Linked DNA regions of Mus musculus: region 2 is linked to region 1. Evidence: chromatin loops called from intact Hi-C (ENCODE). Cell type or tissue: gastrocnemius. All regions are shown on one strand. Each heading gives the region's core, and the rest is flanking DNA. Links, peaks and the distances in the headings are about the cores only.

Region 1 (9,976 bases), core at 912-8,911:
GATGTTACCATCCCTAATTTAAATTACATTTATTTGTTTTGTGTATAGCAGGCACGTGTGTGTGTGTGTGTGTGTGTGTGTGTGTGTATGGTGGGAGTGGGGTAGGTTGTCAAAGGACAACTTGCCAGAATTGGGAGTAGTTTTCTTTTTTTTTTCCCCTCACCACTCAGGTCAACAACCTCGGTTGCTGGCTTGGTGGTAGGTGCCTTTACTTACTAAGCCAACTTGCTGGCTCCCATCATGAAGTTTTAATAAGAAATAAATGAGAAGATGCGTATTGCAATTACCTGAAGAATATTCATGTGGAATGTGTATTTATAATATATGCATGCAGAAAATATACATAAAGTACTTGAAATTAGGGGTCAGACTGGGACAGAATGGCATCTGCAGGCTCCCTCTAGCAGAGCAGAGGAGGGAGGAAGACAGTTGGCTCTAGGCTGTAGGCTTTGGGGGGGGGGTTGAGTTGATGGGGTTGCTGTTCAGGTTTAGCATTGATGGGGGTAGTAAACAGGTCCTGGCAATGGCCTCTGTTTCAGACTCATTATTAAACCTCATCATTTCTCTAGTTTAAAGTTCTGCTGCCTTGTTATTGGTAAATGCAGTTTTCCACACAACCATGAGATGCTAAGGTGACTAACCTTCCGTGTTCGTCTGGAAATAGGTGAGTTTCCTGATGTGAGATTTTCAGAGCTAGAAATATGTATGCCCTAAGTAGAACGAACTGGTTTCTTTAGTAAAAACTAGTAAACAATGCAATATCAGTTATGTTGGGGATTGGTTTCAATGCTTTGAATTAACTCGGCCCCCAAAATTGGGACTCTGAGTATCCAAATGCTGAAGGTCCTTGTACCCAGCTGGTTTTTGACTGATTAGTAAAGAGCCAATGGCCAATGGCTGGACAAACAGACTGAGGCGGGCCTTTTAGATTTGCGAGGGAGAGGAACTGGGAGAAAGGGACAGGGAATTGCTGTGATTTGGAGAGAGGCAGACAGGTCAGATTTAGAGCTGCAGAAGGAAAGTCATCTGAAATGTAGCTGAGAAGGAATGTGGACTCCGGAAGGGCTGCCCGGAAGGGTCTTGGGCAGCAAAGACTAGGGGGCCACCCAGAAGGAGCCAGGGCAACAAAGATAGAATATAGAATTAGAGGGCATTAAGCCAGGATTACAGGGGGGAAATGTGTGGTAGCCATGGGAAGGAGTAGAACTGCCCAACCTTTGAGTTAGCCAAGGCATTTTCAAATTAACTGCTGTGTGTGTGTGTGTGTATGTGTGTGTGTGTGTGTGTGTGTGTATCTTTTATTCGAGAATCCAGATTGCTCCTGGGTAGGTACACACGAGCAACCCGCCAGGAGCCAAAGCAGCCTAACTGAACTCACAACTACACAGTTAGCGTCTCTCAGCTGGTGTAACTGGACTTGCTCCTTCTGGAATGTTCTTTCTGTTTGTCTTCATTTTGCTGACTGAGATTGGCCTCACCTCCTCTGGGCCTTCATAGTTGGTCACTTTTTTGACCTATTACACTTGATATCTGCATCTTCCCTACTCTTTCTCACAGTCTCTCCAGCTCCTTGGAGGGCCTTTCCTCAATAGAAAATTATTATGAAATATTTTCAAATTAGAAAAATGGGAAAAGTTGCCTAATTAACCACCGTATGCCCCTGCTGCGGTTATTTCTGGAACAACGATCAGTGATCACACTTTTTTTTAAAAAATATTTTTTATTAGGTATTTTCCTCATTTACATTTCCAATGCTATCCCAAAAGTCCCCCATACCCTCCCCCCCCAACTCCCCTCCCCACCCACTCCCACTTTTTGGCCCTGGTGTTCCCCTGTACTGGGGCATATAAAGTTTGCAAGTCCAATGGGCCTCTCTTTCCATTGATGGCCGACTAGGCCATCTTTTGATACATATGCAGCTAGAGTCAAGAGCTCTGGGGTACTGGTTAGTTCATAATGTTGTTCCACCTATAGGGTTGCAGATCCCTTTAGCTCCTTGGGTACTTTGTGCTCACACTTTTTAAAAAATTGTATCCCCCTTACACTTATTTATCTATTGATTGTTTATTTATTCATTTATTTATTTTCCAGTGTTTTTAGGCTCTTTAATATTGGAGGATGAGAAGAAGCTGTCAGTGGGGAGATGGCTCTGAGAAAATTTTCAGGCCGCGTAGTTCTCTAAGTCACTCAATCATCGTGCAGATCTGAGCCTTGATATTCACGGAGTCCTTAGTGAGGTTGTCGCTGAGCTCTGTGAGGAGAGAACTCTCGCTGTCAATGAACTTGAGAGCTTCAGCCAGTGTCACTCCAGAAAACACACACACACACACACACACACACACACACACACACACACACACATATATCCCAGGGCCACATAGATGCATGAAGTATCTGGGATCACTGTGTCTGTCAACGAAGTTACAGCCCTAATCCACCTGCATATATAACTGAGTGATTTGTTTCCTGGAGTCACTCAATGACGTTTCTGAAGGAATACAGACAGCTGCTCATATATCTTGTCTTGATGGTCCAGAACCTTTTGCAGGCCTCACTACAAGTCACTGGTAAAGGCCTTATACCACAGCATTTCCCCCCCACCCCCGCAGTACCCAAGGCCTGCTGTTTTGGGGGTGTCTCCATGATGGGTTCCTTAGGACCACGGGTAATAACTACACTTTTTAACTGAGGCACATTTCACTCATCTCTTCAGAGCATCATTGCAAGTCCTAGGGATGTTTACATTACATGGGTCAAAGCACGCCTCCTTTCGTTTTCTGCTGTAAGAACCTATAAACACAAGTCCATCAGAATCACACACAGGACTGAAATATTCCATTCCATGAGCTCAGCGCTCAGGTTTGTACGACCCTCATCTTCTTACAGTCAATTTCTTCTGAAAAATATCCAAACAGCAGTGCAGCTATGGCTCTTGGTGCCTGGTGTCCTGAGGAGCCTCTCACTGGCGGGAGTCTCCTTCCTCCGCCCCTGCATCTTATTTATGGAGAATACCAGATCTTTTGACTTAGGAGACTTCTCACATCATAGCTTTTTCTTTTTTAAAATTTAAATAATTTATTTGGTGAATTTAACAAGTAAAAGTGTGTGTACCTATCTTGTAAAATACAATGTTTTGAAGTACCTAAATATACCAGGATGGATAAATTGCCCTAACTTATATTACTGTGTGTGTTCATCATCTTCCCCCACATTCTGATCTTGAATATGGCCTCTTGAGTCACTTACCAGTTTTCTCCACTCTGCAAGGCTGTGTCTGAAACTCCACAAAGACCTCAGATTCTCCTATACTGCCTTGGTCTGGAAGAGGCACACAATTCCAATTGCTGGTGAGGTACCTGGCAGTGTCTCTGTGTCCCCTGGTCCTCACAGTAACCTGTGATATAGTCAGGCTGCAGCTTCTCTGTGACCAGTCACTAAGACCAAGACTTGAATTCAGGGATCATCTCTCCCTCCCCCTCCCTGCCTCTCAAGAAGACAGACTTAAGACACAGGAACTTGCTAGACATTCAGATCTGAGCTCTTCTTCAGAGCAGGCCCTGCCCTAACCAAGCACAGGCCTTGCTGTTCACTGCCAATGCAGTCTAGGGACCAAGCCTGCGTGAGAGCCTGGGGTTGAGGCTAGCAAGGGTGGGGAAGTGTGGGTGGGAGTAAGGAGAAAAAGCACAAGAAAAAAAGCACCGATGTCTTTCACTTTTCTACATCATTTGTACACTGTAGTGTAAAACCCACAATGGTAGCGCATCACCATAAAAAATGCCGAGATGGCGGACAATGGTAGGGCACACCTTTAATCCCAGCACTTGGAAGGCAGAGGTAGGCGGATTTCTGAGTTTGAGGCCAGCTTGGTCTACAGAGTGAGTTCCTGGACAGCCAGGGCTACACAGAGAAACCCTGTCTCGGGAAAACAAAACCAAACCAAAACAAAAATAAACAAAAAGCCTAGAACCTTCATACATTCTTGGAGAATATGTCCGTCCTTCCGTCCTTCCGTCCTTCCGTGTGCTCCCAGCTTCTACTTTCTTTAAGCATTCCGCCCACCCCCTTGTCTATCCTTCTTCCTTTGCTCCTACCTGGCACTCCACGCAGGCACCTGACAATTCTCAAAATGTCTTAAGTTCCTAGAGAAACACTCCAGGGGATAAGGCCCCTTCTCCTCAGAGCTGTTAGTGGAGCAGATGGTGTGAGACAGCAAGCAGCTGGGTCCCGCCTGGGGAAAAATAGAGCGCAAAGGCGGTGAAGGAAATGTTATTGTGGGGAGAAGTCCTCTGGGGACAGGAAGAATAAACCAGAGGTAGAGGTGTAAGGGCGCGACAGGGACCATCTTTTTTTTGAGGAGTGATGCGGCTCCCAGGCCGATCTTATCTGCTAGGATCTGTCCTTTTAGCTGCTAGGGAAAGGGCTGGGTTGCCTGGTGCTCCCAGTCGATAAAGGCCGGGCCTGGCGGCGCCAGAGGGCGGCAGTAGCCCGCTCCTTGGGTGTGACTGCCATCTAGTGGTAAATTCCGGGTAAAATTACTTTCTGTAGTCTTGCTGTATGATTTCTCATGTATTCGTGTTATTCTGTCTTCTAGAAAAATGTAGTGCGGCCCTTACCGAAGTCTGAGTTGATGGTGGAATAGCCAACGATCTTGGAGACCATTAGGCTCTGCCTTCGGGGAGTCTTATAAGCCACCCCAGACACAAGCCTCCGCGTTCATACTTGCTAATAGATGCATCAAACACTCAGTCCACTGCATACTTTTGTGTCAAAGACTGGGGTCCACTCACTAACCCTCCCTTTCCAACATTGCTATTTTGTTTAGGAAAAAAAATTCTTTATTTGGACAAACAGTCTAGACTGAAGTAAAAAAATAAAACCCACAACATCTCATGACTAAACCCATTTATTTCACTTTTCTCTAATAACCACTGTCAAATGTTCAGTCACAGGCTATTAAATAGGCTGCCCTATTTAACTTCACTACGCACACACTCAGGATCTTCCTGCTTGGGTGTGGCCTCTCTGAGGGTCTTGTCACGGCTATTTGCTTTGGGCTGCAAAGAGAGAAAAGTCCCGTTGGGAGGGGAAAATGTTTAGAGAGGCATGTGTGCATCCTTTTGGCCGAGGCTGGAAGTAGTGTCTGTCTCTTTTGCATCCTGTATTGGAGAGCTTCTAGTCACGTGGCCACATCCAACTGCAAGGGGGATGGGAAATGTTGTCTGGCTATGCATTCAGAGAAGCAGCAGCTAGGTCTTGATGCAAACTATATTTTCTACCAGTGTTAACCAAAGCCAGTACCTCTTTTGTGTTCCCTTTTTATTGCTGTGTAACAAAATATCTTCAAACGTAGTGTACTGGCACAGTAAACATGTATCGTCCCACATAGATTTTGTGAGCTAAAAGGTGGAGTAACTTAGTTGGTGATTGTCAGCTCAGGAAGTTATGGCCAAAATGACAGCCAAGGCTCTGTGCCCTTTAAAAGCTTAACTGAGGCTCCCAGATACATTCCAGTGAGCTGGAGAGTTCTTGGCAGCAGTTGGCAGGCTAGTGTTCATCCACAGTCAACTTGCTTCCCCAGTAGAAGCAGATCTAGAGAGGAGCCATGCACTACTTTTTCTGTTCATCTTAGTCATTAGTAACATGTTAGAGAGAGAGAGAGAGAGAGAGAGAGAGAGAGAGAGAGAGAGAGAGAATGAATCCACCTTTCAGAAGGAGGCTTGTATAAGAACTTAGGGATGAATTTAAAAATCAACGTGATTTTAAGGAAAGGAGAGCTGTAGGAGGGTCTTTCAATGCTCCTGGAAACCTTAGAACGTTTGCTGTGTGAGTACAATTTTCTGCCATTATAACTGAGTGTCACAGAGTTTACCGAGACGGGGTTTATTGGCTAAGAAGTTCTAGAGGCTGTCTTGTCTAAGGTGTGGTGCTGAGATTGATGAGGGCTTCAGCACTGGGTCCTAATGTGGCCAGGCCAAGTGAGAGTTTGACAGAAAGACAGAGAAAACCAATCAAACTCTAGCTTTGTATTTGGAGCCTCTTCCTGGGATGATGCACTAACTCACTTGAGAGGCAGGAGCTCTTGTGAGCTCGTCATCTCCTAAAGCCACCCCCCTTCCCCCGGCCCCCCCCCCCCCGACAATTGCGGTGTCAATTCAGTTTCAGCATGAGTCTGGGGAGGGATAAAATCATAGTATCCACTCTTCCCACCCCCCTCCTTCTCACCGCTTTGGCTGTGAGTATGACTATCATTGCAGCGGACACCAGGGGACAATGAAGGATTCTTTTTTTTTTTGTTTTGTTTTTTGTTTTTTGAGACAGTTTTTTTTTTCCCCCTCTGTATAGCCCTGGCTGTCCTGGAACTCACTCTGTAGACCAGGCTGGTCTCAGACTCAGAAATCCGCCTGCCTCTGCCTCCCAAGTGCTGGGATTAAAGGCGTGTGTCACCACTGCCCAGCACAGCGAAGGATTCTTAAGAATGGAATTAACCACTAATGAAAGTCAACCAAAAAAAAATGAATGGAGTCGGGGACACTGGTGGTATTTTACAGCTGTCCCTGTTGGGCCTTCTAGACTAAATGATGGGAAAAGATAAGTGGTCATCTTATTTAAGCCATTGTTTGTCTTAGTCATGGTTTCTAATGCTGCTGTGAAACGCCATGACCGAAAGCAAACTGGGGGAAAGGGTTTATTTGGCTTACACTTCAACGTTGTAATCCTTCACTGAAGGAAGCCAGGACAGGAGCTCAAACAGGGCAAGGAACCCACAGGCAGAAACTGACGCAGAGGCCGTGGAGGAGAGTTGCTTACTAACTTGCTCATCATGGCTTGCTCAGCCTGCTTATGGGATCCAGGACCACCAACCCACGAGGAGCCTCACCCACAGAAAGCTCCGTCCACCCTTCTCCATCAGCCACTAATCAGGAAAGTGCTCTACAGCCGGATCTTACAGAGACATTTTCATTCAGTTGAGATTTCCTCCTTTCACATAACTCTAGCTTGTGTCAAGATGACAAAAATAAATAAATAAATAAATACATAAATAAATTGGCCACAACAGAGTGCTTTCAGCAGGATGTCTATTGCATAGAATCTCACGGATGCAGCTGCAGTGTGCCAGGACAGGCTCTGGGGGAACCATTTGGATGAGAAAGGGTCACTGCTCTTCAGAGGGACAGGGATAAATGCTGAGTAGCACACAACAGAAAAGAGTGCCATTTTTATACAACCCAAAGAATGTGACGTCATGCATGAGAGTCAACCTACGCAACTCAAGCCACATCCATCCATGATTTTAGGATGTCATGCTTACTGCTTTACACGTGTGCCTAGAACACAGTGGAAGGTGTTCAGCAAAATGGGTTCAGAGATCAAAACAACTACAGCATGTTTTCAAGTGGAAAAAGAAAGAATCTAGCGATGCAGGGAGTCTTTTACTACCTACCTCAGCTTCTGGTCAGCTTGGAAGACAAGGCCAGTCGGGTGGGGCGCTTAGGAACTACACTCAGCAGATGAAGTAAAACTCAGCAGAAGGAGTAAGCGCTTATCTTTATTGGTTATTTGTTTTTGAGACAGTCTATGTAGCCCAGGCTAACCTTCTACTTGCTCCTATCCCGTATCCACCTCCCAAGTGCTGGGATTACAGATGAGCAAAACCACACCCAGCCTGTGGACGTATCCCTGCTCCTGCACACAGATTGATTTTTGGCATTTAGTCTGGTTCAAAATCTCCCTCTTGAAAATCAGAAGAACAATCCAGCATAGTGTGGTGGGAGTACTAACCTACTTAACTAATGAGGTCATTTGCTGTGCTGAGGATCTCATCACGGCTGTGGGTAGAACTTCTCGAAGAGTCTTGCTGCCCAAAGGATGGGCACTTCTGCTTAGCCCAGTCCTCATCCCACCGCACAGGACCATTAGCCAGTTTTAACTGACGCTCACATGTCCTTTCACATAATTTCTCTGTGGAGTTATTTGAATCAAACTGTCCTTCCTGGTGGAGTTTTCAAAATAGATTAGACAAGTGTCAGCCAGTGACAGTAATGTCCCAGACCCTTGTTGTAAGTCTAACCATGAAATTAAGAGGGATCATATCTTGCCTTCTCTCCAAATTTACAGAAAACAGGGCTCTTGGATCTGATGGCTCTGTTTACTAAGTCAGTAATGGAATCACTCTGTACTTTCTGTATAGTCCATATAGACAGTCCATGGCAATGTAGAGAGAGCCAGGCTGCAGCCTTTCTTTATGCCTGCAAAATTCACCAAGACCCTAAAAAGTACCATTGATTTAAAACAGTGTTTCTAAAACCCAGGAAGAAAAAATCCATCAAGTCTTTTCCAAGTTAACATTGTCATCGAGTCCATTAAAATACCTCAGGGCTTATATCATTATTGTTTAGTCTAGGCATATCTTGGTATGTTCACTAAGCTGTGAGGTTGGAGGATCCAGACTTGAAGATCATATCTTGGCAAGTACCCAAATGGCTGTAAGTGTGCTTGCTTCTTGAAATGCAGTGTGATGGTTAATCTCTCAATTGTCAGCTTGATGAGGTCTAGAATCCCTGTGAGAGAGTGCTCTAGGCATGCCTGCAAGGGCTTATCTTGATTAGGTTAATTGGGTTGGAAAGTCCTGCCCACTGTGGGTAGCACCATTCCTTATAACTGAATTCTTTACTGGATAAAAAGGAGAATTGAGCTGGGCACAGGTATTCATGGTTTCCGGATGCTGTGTGACCAGCTGCTTCAGTTTCCTGCGTATTTGCTCTCTCATCTGGGACTGGGGTCAAAATAAACTCTACCTTACCTTCCTTAGGTTGCTTTTGCTGTCCTATTTTATCAAGCCAACAGGAAAGGTAACCAAGACATCCAGGCATAGCTATTCTAGAACTCCATGGAGGGTCAAGGCCTTCTCTGATTTCCGAATCTTTCATTTCTGCCTGCCTTGTTGATAATCCTCTGTCTTCAGAGACTGAGCTAATAATGGACTGGAGACACAGGAGTCAGTGTCCAGCAGTTGCTCTTTCCGATCCTTTCTTCCTCAGCAGGTTAGAGCTGAAGTAACCCTCCCTTTGGTTTTCACAAATCCCACCTGAAAACATTTTGAAGAACCAGGAATGATGCCACGTCAGAACAATGGCGTCGACTGCACATGGACCTTAGTACTTCGTTGGCTTCTCAGGGGACTCTGTTTGGGCAGACACTTCACATGGATCTCAACAACATCAGCAGCTCCCAGAGGTCTCCCCAGAGACTTCAGACTACAAGTCCATACAAACGGTGTGGGTCCATCATACGCACCAATTAATCACACCTGGAGTGATGTAGACTATGCATTCCTGAGCACATGACGTGTTTCCTGGCAGCAACAGCCGGATCTCCAGTTCTCCTGGCACCATGGAGGGTCCAGATTCCTTTCATTTCTGGTATAAACCACTTTAACACCTTAGAGTTGGTTCCACAAGACAACCCCCACTTTATATGCTAGCCACAGGTCTGGGTCACTAGTATTTATGACTAATTTTTATTTTTATTTCTTTCAATTAAAATCTCCCATTGACTGGCCACTTCTTAGTTGGGAGTTTCTGTCATTCTTGGCTAACTTGCTCAAATGGGTCAAACAACTCAGGGAAGCACTGTATTTGCCCTCACATATTTATTAGAAAGGACCCAACTCAGAAAGCGATGTATAGGCAGGCAGTGAGGGAAGCTGAGGAGCCTCCATGACTCCTCGGGGTGCAGCACTCTCTCAGCACGTCCAATGTTTGCCAACTGAAAGGCTGTCTGAACTCTACTGTTCAGACACTGTGTATATACGTGAGTGTGTGTGTTTATGTGTCTATATGTATTTATGTGTATGTATTTGTGTAGTGTGTGTGTATGTATGTATGTGTGTTTGTATGTCTATATGTATTTATGTGTATGTATGTATGTATGTATGTATGTATTTGTGTCGTGAGTATGTGTATGTGTGTGTAACAAG
Region 2 (9,976 bases), core at 1,229-9,228, 120 kb before region 1:
AATGGAGGAGCTCCGACTTAGCTTGGGAAACAACAAAGGGTTTGAAAGCGGACAGTGTTGTAGAGGCAGAGGAGGCAGGAGGCAGATAGAAGAGTTATAAGGCTGTCTTCAGGGGAAGTAAGGGAGGGCTGAGTGGGAACGAGCAAAGGTAGGGTACTCAGGCACTGTGCATGTACCTATGCCTAGAATGGATGCTGCTGAATTCTTTTTTTACTTTTGACAGCATCTCAGGGCAGTGATGTTAAAGGCAACAGGTATTGAGTGAAGATGCCTAGTAGCTCTGCTGAGAACAGAAATTGCTGGGTCAGTCAGGAGGTGGACGAGGCTTAGGGAGGAGGTGTTCTGTGGGATCCCAGACAGGTTTCACAGAGCAGCATGGTGGTGCTGGTGGCTATTTGGAGCCATCTTTTAGAGAATCAACATGGAGCTTCCTGAGGGGATATATGAGATATGATTGTGAACTCAGGCTATGGAGCAAAATGCTGAGGAGGTCATCTAATTTGGGGAGAGGGGACTCTGGATAACAAGCAGTTTCAGGCCATGGTTCTACTGCACCAACATTCAAACCAGGCTAGAACTCAGCTCTGCATTCCTGGTGTTCTCACTCACTGCTCTCTATACAGTGAACACTGTCCCCAAACCCAAGAATGAGTTTCTCAGTGATACTGTGCAGTCTGCCTCCAAGACGGTCTATTGTTGTCTGAGAACAAAAGTCACAGATGGATATAACCGGCACACATCCTTGTTACGGCTGTCATAAAGGTTAGCATAATGTATGTCAAATGACTAGCATGTTGTAAGTCCTTAGCAAAGACAGGAGCTCTTACTGTCATGCCCGGTGTAGTCATGGGAAGTGGGAGTCGCTGGTATAAGCTCTCTCTGCAGAAAGACTTTCGTGTCTACAGAAAGTTCAGAATTCACATCTCCATCAGTTATATGATCAGAGTGATTTCCCCCTCCGATGCGAAAAATTAGGGACATGAGCTCACAGAGGTATTAATTTCTGGGTTTTAGACAAGAGTCCCAGGATCAGAGTGTAGTCGTGTCAAATGGAGGAACGTTTTGCAAGTAGCTCATACTCACCACCCACAACTCTGCATCTGGATCGTTTACCTAGAATGTCAAAACGTCAAGGTGTTAGCTCACATTAGATCCATGTATCCTCTGTCTGGTCTGGCCTTGTGTTTACTATTCATTGCGAAGAACTAGGCGCTACAATGGGCTCAGGGTACATAACACCATGAGCTAGTTTAGCAGTCTGCACATCCCGATGGCAGCAGGGACTCTCCTCTCGGTTGAACACAACAGGTAGATCTAACCACCCAGCCATGCATCTTTTGAAAATAACTGCTTGGGATTTCCTAAGAACTATTATAGTGTATATGAAAATCCTAGGTCCCAAGATACGAGGGCAGTCACCCTGAGGATGATCAGGAAGAGGTCTAGGAAGGGTAAGGATGCTGTCTATTCTATTTCCACTTTCCTCCCAGGCGCTAAAACCCATCTCACTGAGGCTGAAGATTCGAAAAGGTGTCAGAGCTGCGGTTCTGGGCCCCTTTCTAAGTGACCGGCTGCACAAACTTGCACGCGGGGCCGCTAGGTCAAGCTCTGAGTGCGTTGCCTAACTACACATATTCATCCATGTTCTTTCTGCTTGAAAGGACTCTGTGGGTCCCAATTCGGCTCCACCCTGAGAACTGGTCGCCCAGGCTTCGCGGTCCCTCTGCCAGCCCTCCTCAGCCCGCCTGACCTGCACCACAGCGGCCAGGGCGAAGAAAGCTGCCATGAGTGCGTTGCAGGCCCGCCACAAGCCGGGAGCCCAAGTAGCCACTGCTGGCGCCATGACCTGGAAGCCGGAGGAGCAGGACAGGCCCCAGAGGGGCGTGGCCAGAGGGCGAGGCTGGGCTAGCGGGGCGGTACCCAGGAGGGGCGGGGCGTAGTAGGTGGGGGAGGGACAAGGGGCAGGGCTCAGACAGCGGGAGCGGGGATACAAGGGCGAGGCGAGCCCTTCTTCCCTCCCCGCCCTCCTCAGGTCTAGAACGGTCTTGCGGCGCTCTCTAGTGGATAAAGTGTATCATTGGCATGTGCCTTTCTTTTCCCTTATTCTTTCTCTCATTAAAAAAGCAAATGAAGCCGGGCGTGGTGGCGCACGCCTTTAATCCCAGCACTCGGGAGGTAGAGGCAGGCCTGGTCTACAAAGTGAGTTCCAGGACAGCCAGGGCTACACAGAGAAACCCTGTCTCGAAAAAACAAAACAAAACAAACAAACAAACAAACAAACAAAGCAAATGAAAGAAACAAAACAAACACAACAGAACAAACCAGAAACGCAAATGAAGAAGAGAAAGGAAAAGAAAAAGGACGCGCTAGCGCGCGTGTTCTGGTTAGGTTTTGTTTTTGTTTTTGTTTTTCCGTTTTCTGTGAAAGGGTCCAGTGGCTGTCCTGGAACTCACTATATAAAACACACTAACTTCAAACTCACAGTCTGGTCTCATTTACACATTCATAGTCCTAAATAGTGCTGGAATTAGTATTTAAGTGCTTCTTTTTAAAGCTCCCGTGCTTCCAGAGGGAGGAAAACATTGCGACATTTCTGAAGTGAGTTCCAGAGGCAGCTCCCTTTACCTTCACGTGCTCTCATCATATAAGATATTTATTTATGTATTATACATATTTATATTTCTAACCCATCTGCAAAACCAACGTTTCCAACACTCATTTGCTATGCATTTCTTAGAAAGGGAAGACTTGGAAGTATTGGCAGCTCTCTGCTCACTTATTTCAGCCAGTTTCCTGTTGTGTAAGCTACGGAGTAGCTCTTCTTTGGGCTCATTTACACATGCATAGACCGAATCATTGTTATTCTAAATAGTCTTTGTCACCTCAAATCCTGCATTTTGGGTGCCTGACTGTTCTGCTTTCCTTTTAACTAAAAGAAGAAAAAGATCAACTTCTCAGAAGTGTTTTCCATTCAAGGGCAGCCTTTAGAGCAGCACTTCTCAACTTGTGGGTCGCGACCCCTTCGAGGGGGCCAAAGGACCCTTTCATAGAGTTCCCCTAAGACCACCAGAAAGCAGATTTGCATTATGATTTATAACAGTAGCAAGATTACAATTATGAATAGCAACAAAAATAATTTTATGGTTGAGGGCCACCTTTGTTGTGATCATAAAAAAAGAAAGAGCTATAAGAATATGTTCTGGCAGGGTGTGGGGAAGGAGATGTCTCCGTGGGTCCATGCCAAGGTATCCCTTCCCTCTGAGGGACCAGCCACACAACAGTATAGTATGGAATAGTTTATTTAGGGCGCAAGGAGGGGAGTAAAGAGGGCAGTAGAGGCAGGGAAAGGCAAAGAGAGAGAGGGTAGAGAAGTAGAGGTCGGCCATGACCACGTGGAGAGAAAGGAAGTGAATGGGGAGAAAGAGGGAGCAAGGGGCAAGAAGCAAGAGGCAAGAGAGTAAGAGAGTAAGAGAGAGAAGAGGGGCCAAGCAGCCCCTTTTATAGTGGGCCAGGCCTACCTGGCTGTTGCCAGGTAACTGTGGGGGTGGAGTCCAGACAGAATACCAACAACCATAACATGAGAAACTGTATTAAAGGGTCACAGCATTCAGAAGGTTGAGAATCTCTGGTTTAAACTGAAGGAACTCCTTGTTTGGGGAATATCATCTGCTGGGTGCCTGGCATAGCACAAGAATGGAATTCCTTCCTCAGAAAAGGGAACACCGGGGTGGGGGTGGGGGTGGGGAGCTGGAGAGATGGCTCAGCAGTTAAGGGCACTGATTGCTCTTCCAGAGGTCCTGAGTTCAATTCCTAGCAACCACATGGTGGCTCACAACCATCTGTAATGGGATCTGATGCCCTCTCCTGGTGTGTCTGAAGACAGCGACAGTGTACTCATAGAAATAAAAACTCTTAAAAAGGAGAGAGAGAGAGAGAGAGAAAGGGAGCTTGGGGGTCTTGGAGAAGCAGGCACCAACTACTTTTACTAATATTGGGTGTGGCTCCTCTTCCGGTCTCCCTCACTAATCAGCCTCGAATGCGGATAAGGCAAGGTCACCTTCAGTGCTTCGCCTCTGCGTGGAAAGAAAGAAGCTAAAGTGGAGAGCGCTGTGGGCGGGATTACCTACCCACCCACTCCCTGCCCCCACCCCTGTAGCCCCATTTTTTTGGAGCCTTTAAAGAGGTGGTTAAGTTAAAATGAGGTCATGGGCTGGTAAGATGTAAAGCAATTGCAACACAAAGCTACCTACCTCAGTTTGATCCGTGTGAAAAGACAGGAGGAATCTGGCCACTCCCACCCACCCCCACACATCCTTGATGTGCCCTCAAACACACACACACACGTGTACACACACACACACACTCACACTGATGATGATAATAATAATAATAATAATTAACAATATTAATAGTGAAAGAACATTTTTTATTTATGCAGACAGCATTCTGCCTGCATGCCAGAAGAGGGCGCCAGATATCATTATAGTTGGTTGTGCGCCACCATGTGGTTGCTGGATTTGAACTCAGGACTTCTAGAAGAGCAGTCAGTGCTCTTAACCTCTGAGCCGTCTCTCCAGCTAAAAAGAACATTTTTTTTTTTAAACGAGGCCACAAGGATGAACTCTATTCCAATAGACTGGTGTCCCTGTGGGAAGAGGTACCCAGGACACAGAGGGAGAGAAAGGACTCTGTGAGGCCACAGGAGAAGGCTCCATCTACAAGCAGAGGAGAGAGGACCAGAAGAAACTGCCATTGCTAGAAGAACAGAATATAGAGAGGATGGTTGGGGGAGTCTACACTGAATCACACGGGCTTCTCCTGAAGTATCTAAAACCAGTGAAGGGCAAGATAGTCTAGCAAGCCGGGCGTGCCCCTGCAAAGCCTGCCTGGACTCTGATTTGGAGTGTTTGCAAAATTTAGCTCCCATTGTGAACACTTGAAGGCAAATTAAAATTGATGGCCAATGAAAGGCATCTGACCTAAAGAATGCTCCTCAGATGTCCCCACATGTCACTGGAAAGAGAAGAGATTTTACTGCCCCATCCTCCCTGGTCCCTGGATGGACAGCGTATGTCTAACCATCTTACGCTGGTTATGGGTATGAAGCACATTGGACCATTTTCTTCATCCATTTACTAAATATACAGGACTTCCCACGTGTCTGGCACTGAGCTGATTGTCGGAGTCTGAGAACTAAACACAATTAGAGAAATAAGCGGGTGATCTCAGTGGGCAGGATAGCGGGGACGGCCCAGAGACGGCCTCTGTGGAAATGTGCACAGTCAGGACTCTGACCTTTCCCAAGGGTCCTTAGAATTTTCCTGACTAAAATGTGAATGAGTGCAAGTGGGGAAGTCTACATGGAGCCATGCTCAAGGCAGAAAAGAGCATGCGTGAGGAGGACCTGGTCCCCAAGGCCACCAGGCCACCTGTAGTGGTGACGAATATAGTGAGAACAGTTGTTGGAAGGTAGGAAAACAGGAGTAAGTGTGGCTGAAGTTGGGCTTTTCCGAGGGCACGGAGAAGCCTCCTAGAGGGTTTTGAGACACATAGAAAAACTTTTCAGGAAATACTGCTTTTCTTCCATGACCCGGGGAGGCTTAAGGGTTCATCTGTAGACGTGGTCTCATTTCTCCAAAGGCCATAGAGCAGATCCCTCGGGACGTGCTTGATATCACTTTGCTTGCCTCTTAGCTATCTTGAAGACGGAAGGATCTTCCCACCCATAGCCTTGTCCCTTTGCACTAATAAGATAAAGGACGTGGGAGGACAGAAGATTTAAAAACCACTTCTCTCCTAATCTTGACTTCGGTATTTAAGGGTTAGGCTGTTGGAACTGTGAGTGTCCACAAGGTGGCGGACTTTCTCTTCGAACCGATTCCTGTGTGGGGTAGGGGAGAGGCAGGGCGGAGGGGTGGGGCGGGGAGGATTGTGCCTCCCCTAGGATCTCCCTGGGTAGGTCTGATGTAGACTTTCGGGGTGGATATGAACTTGGAATCAGCCCGAGGTGAAGAAATACAAATAGAACTTTGTACCAGGAACTTTGAGCTGAAGCATCGCTAAGAAGGAGCGGAGCTTTGCTGTGCCACTGGCAGAGCTTAAACCCATTTGCTACCCAGGAGGCAAATGAGGAGCAAATGAGCAAATGGAGTAAATGAGGCACGACCCCCCTCCCCACCCCCAGCAAACGATAATGGTAATAGCGTAGGTTGTAGAGTCTTTATGCAATCCCAAGGTAGCTTTTGACGTCTTAACAGCGTCTCAAAGTCTGCATTTGTAAATCTAAACTAGGAGACATTAGTTTCTCGGGTGGGACTCTCTCTCTTCCCTGGACGACACAATCACGTACAGTTAACTCTTTTTGTTGGTTGTGTAAGGGTGACTTAGCAAATTATCCTGAAAGCAGAGGAATGATAGTCTCTTTACCAAAACAGAGAATCGATTATCTCATAGTTCTAGAGTCTGGAAGTCCTGTCAGCAGGACCACACTCCCCTGAAAAGGCTTAGGGGAACCACCTGCCTTGTTTTTTCTAGCTTTTGGGGGGCTCCTTCTGGACAAATCTCTCCTGTGGACTGTCTTGACTTATCTGTGTAGGTACCTGTCTGGTTTCCCCCAGCCCCCCAGGAAAGTCCTTTTCCTAAAGTCAAGCATTTAGAAAAAAGTCCCCATTTCCTCAGGGGCTTAAAGAAGTTTTCTGCTTGCTAACCAAGGAGTCATTCTCCTTATCTCTGGCTAGAGGAACTTGTGGCTCTTCCACTAACATGACTGTGGTGACTATTAACTAGGCCTCCAGGTTTCCCCAGTCCCTGCTCACAAGACCCCTTTCTCCCTTTTTGGTTTAACCCTGGAAATCTTTTCCAGTCTCTTCTCCTTGTTTTCCCAGGAGACAGCCTTGGCAGTTTGGTAAAAACCGTTTCACTTTCACCCACAGAGTGGCTATTTTGGCTTCATCGCTGGGTCCATTTTCATTCAATATCTTCTCTGTCTTAATTTTTTAAAGTTGTGTGGTGTGTGTGTGTGTGTGTGTGTGTGTGTGTGTGTGTGTGTGCACGCTCGAGAGCTAACATGTACACGTGGAAGTCAGAGGGCAGCTTGCCAGAGTCAGCTCTATCCTTCCACCCTGCAAGCCTTAGGGATTAAACTTGGATCCCGTCAGGCTTGACAGCCCACACCTTTACTCACTGGGGCATCTTGCTGTCTTCTCCTTTCTGTCTCACAGGTTTAGATTGATCCAAAGTTTCTGATTCTCGAGTTGATTGCATCTTTCTTTCTTTCTTTCTTTCTCTCTTTCTTTCTTTCTTTCTTTCTTTCTTTCTTTCTTTCTTTCTTTCTTTCTTTCTTTCTTTTAAAAGATTTATTTATTTATTATATGTAAGTGCACTGTAGCTGTCCTCAGATACTCCAGAAGAGGGCATCAGATTTCGTTACGGATGGTTGTGAGCCACCATGTGGTTGCTGGGATTTGAACTCAGGACCTTCAGAAGAGCAGTCAGTGCTCTTAACCACTGAGCCATCTTGCCAGCCCCTGATTGCATTTTTCAATGAAATTTTTTTTCTATGTAAGGTCATGTGCACAGACTTCTAGGGTTGGGGTGTAGACGTGTCTTTGGGGTGCTATCGTTCAGCAGGTTAACTGTAGAAACTTATCAATGTCTTCCCTCCTGTCCCTTCCCTGGGAAGCAACCTGTGACTCTCACAGACCTTTCTGCACAGCATCGTCCCTTCTTACTGCTACTCCTTGAAAAGGAGGCTGCCCCTGCGCTCTCCCAGGCCTCCTGGCTGGTTTCCCCAGCATCTGTCTTATTGTGGACTGAGCTGAGCTACCCTCCTTGTCCTTATGCTGACTATATGGAGAAAGGGCTTTTATGGAGATAGTTAAGTGACGTCACTAGGGTGGGATCCTCACCTGATAGGACTGGCATTCTTTATTTTTTTATTATTGGATATTTTATGTATTTATATTTCAAATGCTATCCCCTTTCCCAGTTCCCCTCAGGAAACCCCCTCCCCTTCCCCTCCCCCTGCTTCTGTGAGGGTGCTTGCCCACCCATCCACCTATTCCCACCTTACCACTCTGGCATTCCCTTACACTGGGGCATCAAACCATTCACAGTACCAAGGGCCTCTCCATCCACTGATGCCAGACAATGCCATCCTCTGCAGCTGGAGCCATGGGTCCCCTTCATGTGAATTCTTTGGTTGGTGATTTAGTCCCTGGGAGCTCTGAGGGGGGGGGGGGCGGTCTGGTTAGTGGATATTGTTGTTCTTCCTATGGGGTTGCAAACCCCTTCATCTCCTTCAAGGACTGGTGTTCTTATAGGAAGAGGATTCAATATACATCTCTAAACATCCTTCTCCCCTTCTGGGAGAGCCCAGGGGAAGCCACGGGAGGAGCTGTGAGCAGGAGGCCAGGAAAGAAGCAACCCTGATGGCATTGTGAACTCACAGCACGGCACTAACCTGTTGTTTAAACTGCCCACCCCTCGCAGTGCTGTACCTGTGAGGGTAGCCAAGCCAAGATCTAGGTTCTGAGCTTGCTCCCACTCACTTTGCAACTGGTGACCTCTGCAAGACACAACTCTCAAACTTCTACCTAAAACCATCCCTCCCTCCTTCCCTGTCTCCATCCTGTGCTATGCCCCTCCTCCACTCCTGCCTCGCCCTCCCACCTCCCCGCCCCCTTCTTCAGATTGATGCAGGGCACTGCTCTCCGGAGCACCAGAAACTTAAAGATTGTACAGACCAGACAACCTCACCTAATCTTCAAATAGGAACTCCAGGGTCAAAGACCAATAGTTTGAACAGTCAGTAAAATCCGACAAAGCTGGGTCCAGCAGTCTGAACTTCCTCCCCGTAGGGCTTCCTTCCCCACATCTTCATATCAGTTATGTCCCCTGTAACCCTTTGGTTACACAGCCTTCTATTATGCAAATCTCGCTCCTGCAGATCTGGGTTCCACCCGCTCCTTCTCCTTCGCCTATTTTACTCTCCCTCCTGTTTGCACTCGGTCTCCTGGGGCAACCCTGCCACACCCTCCGCAGCTGCCTTTAGCTCTGGTAGTATGGTCACACTGGCAATTAAACAATGAGTTGCTTGGTGTCTGTGTGACTCACCAGACTACAAGCCCCATGAGGAGAATATCTGCATCTGTTTTCTTTCTTTCTTCCAGTTGCTTCCCCAGGCCCAGCACAGTTAGCACACAGCTGGGGCTAAGCCACTATGACAGGAAAGAGCCACAGACTTAAGGAACCGTCCAGATGAACACCTACCATCCGTTAGATCTTTTTACAGTGTATATGAGTTCAAAGGATTCTTGACACTCACCAAAACAGTTACCTAGAAAAAAAATACCTTTTTGTTTTATGACAAAGAACAGAAGGTTAGATATATGTCACCAGGACCAGAGCAAAATTCTGGAACAAACCAACAGACATCCTATTACAGACAGCAGTGACCCAGGCCTGCCTCATGCCCCACTTGCAGCTACTGAACAGCAAGCAGCCTTTAGATGTTTCATTCCCAGTTGGTGGATGTGCTAGCTTTAGTCATTAATATTTTTATTTGCATTTGTATGTGCATGTATGTGGGGGTGTGTGCATGCACACATGGAGGTCAGAGGATAAACTTGTGAGTGTCAGTTCTCTGTGTCTACCGTGTGGGTCCTAGGATTGAACTTGGGTCCTCAGACTTGGAGGCAAGTGTTTTCATCTGCTGATCCATCTTGCTGGCCTCCTGCTAGCTTTAGATGATGAAAGAATTCTTAACAGGATTATTTTTTCAATCCAGGTATCAGTCCTGATCATGTGCGTGTTTGGGAATGCCACAGCACGCCTGTCAGAGGTCATAGGACACTTCTCAGGGGTTGGTTCTCTCCTTCCATAGGGAGCTCTGAGGAGCACCCTTGGGTGTCTGCTTTGTGCGGCAAGTGCTTGTTCCATCTGAGCTGTCTCTTAGACCCCCCACATCACCCCTAAG

Evidence for each region. Peaks named below come from ENCODE experiments on the same cell type or tissue, not always from the same donor. Only the 100,000 strongest peaks of a DNase experiment are listed, where the experiment ranks them.
Region 2: a loop joins it to region 1, with 8 times the contacts of the local background. A loop is called at or near these places in 29 of 42 quality-filtered maps.

What each region holds. Positions count from the first base shown.
Region 1 is chr11:66,900,520-66,910,495 of GRCm38, reverse strand. Gm12298 (predicted gene 12298) reads left to right here. Exons shown (of 4, transcript NR_033539.1): 4 at 4,592-4,864. It also overlaps the pseudogene Gm29712. Among named protein-coding and RNA genes, the nearest start is that of Pirt, 6.5 kb to the left of the region's middle. In gastrocnemius, for the core only: a CTCF peak has its summit at 4,487 (motif pointing left); DNase peaks (open chromatin) are centred at 3,651 and 4,470.
Region 2 is chr11:67,017,046-67,027,021 of GRCm38, reverse strand. Tmem220 (transmembrane protein 220) reads right to left here and starts at 1,868. Exons shown (of 6, transcript NM_001291042.1): 1 at 1,751-1,868; 2 at 1,084-1,113. The coding sequence starts at 1,843. In gastrocnemius, for the core only: CTCF peaks have their summits at 2,067 (motif pointing left), 4,474 (motif pointing right) and 5,842 (motif pointing right); DNase peaks (open chromatin) are centred at 1,927, 4,469 and 5,869; H3K4me3 peaks cover 1,767 bases; H3K27ac peaks cover 1,409 bases.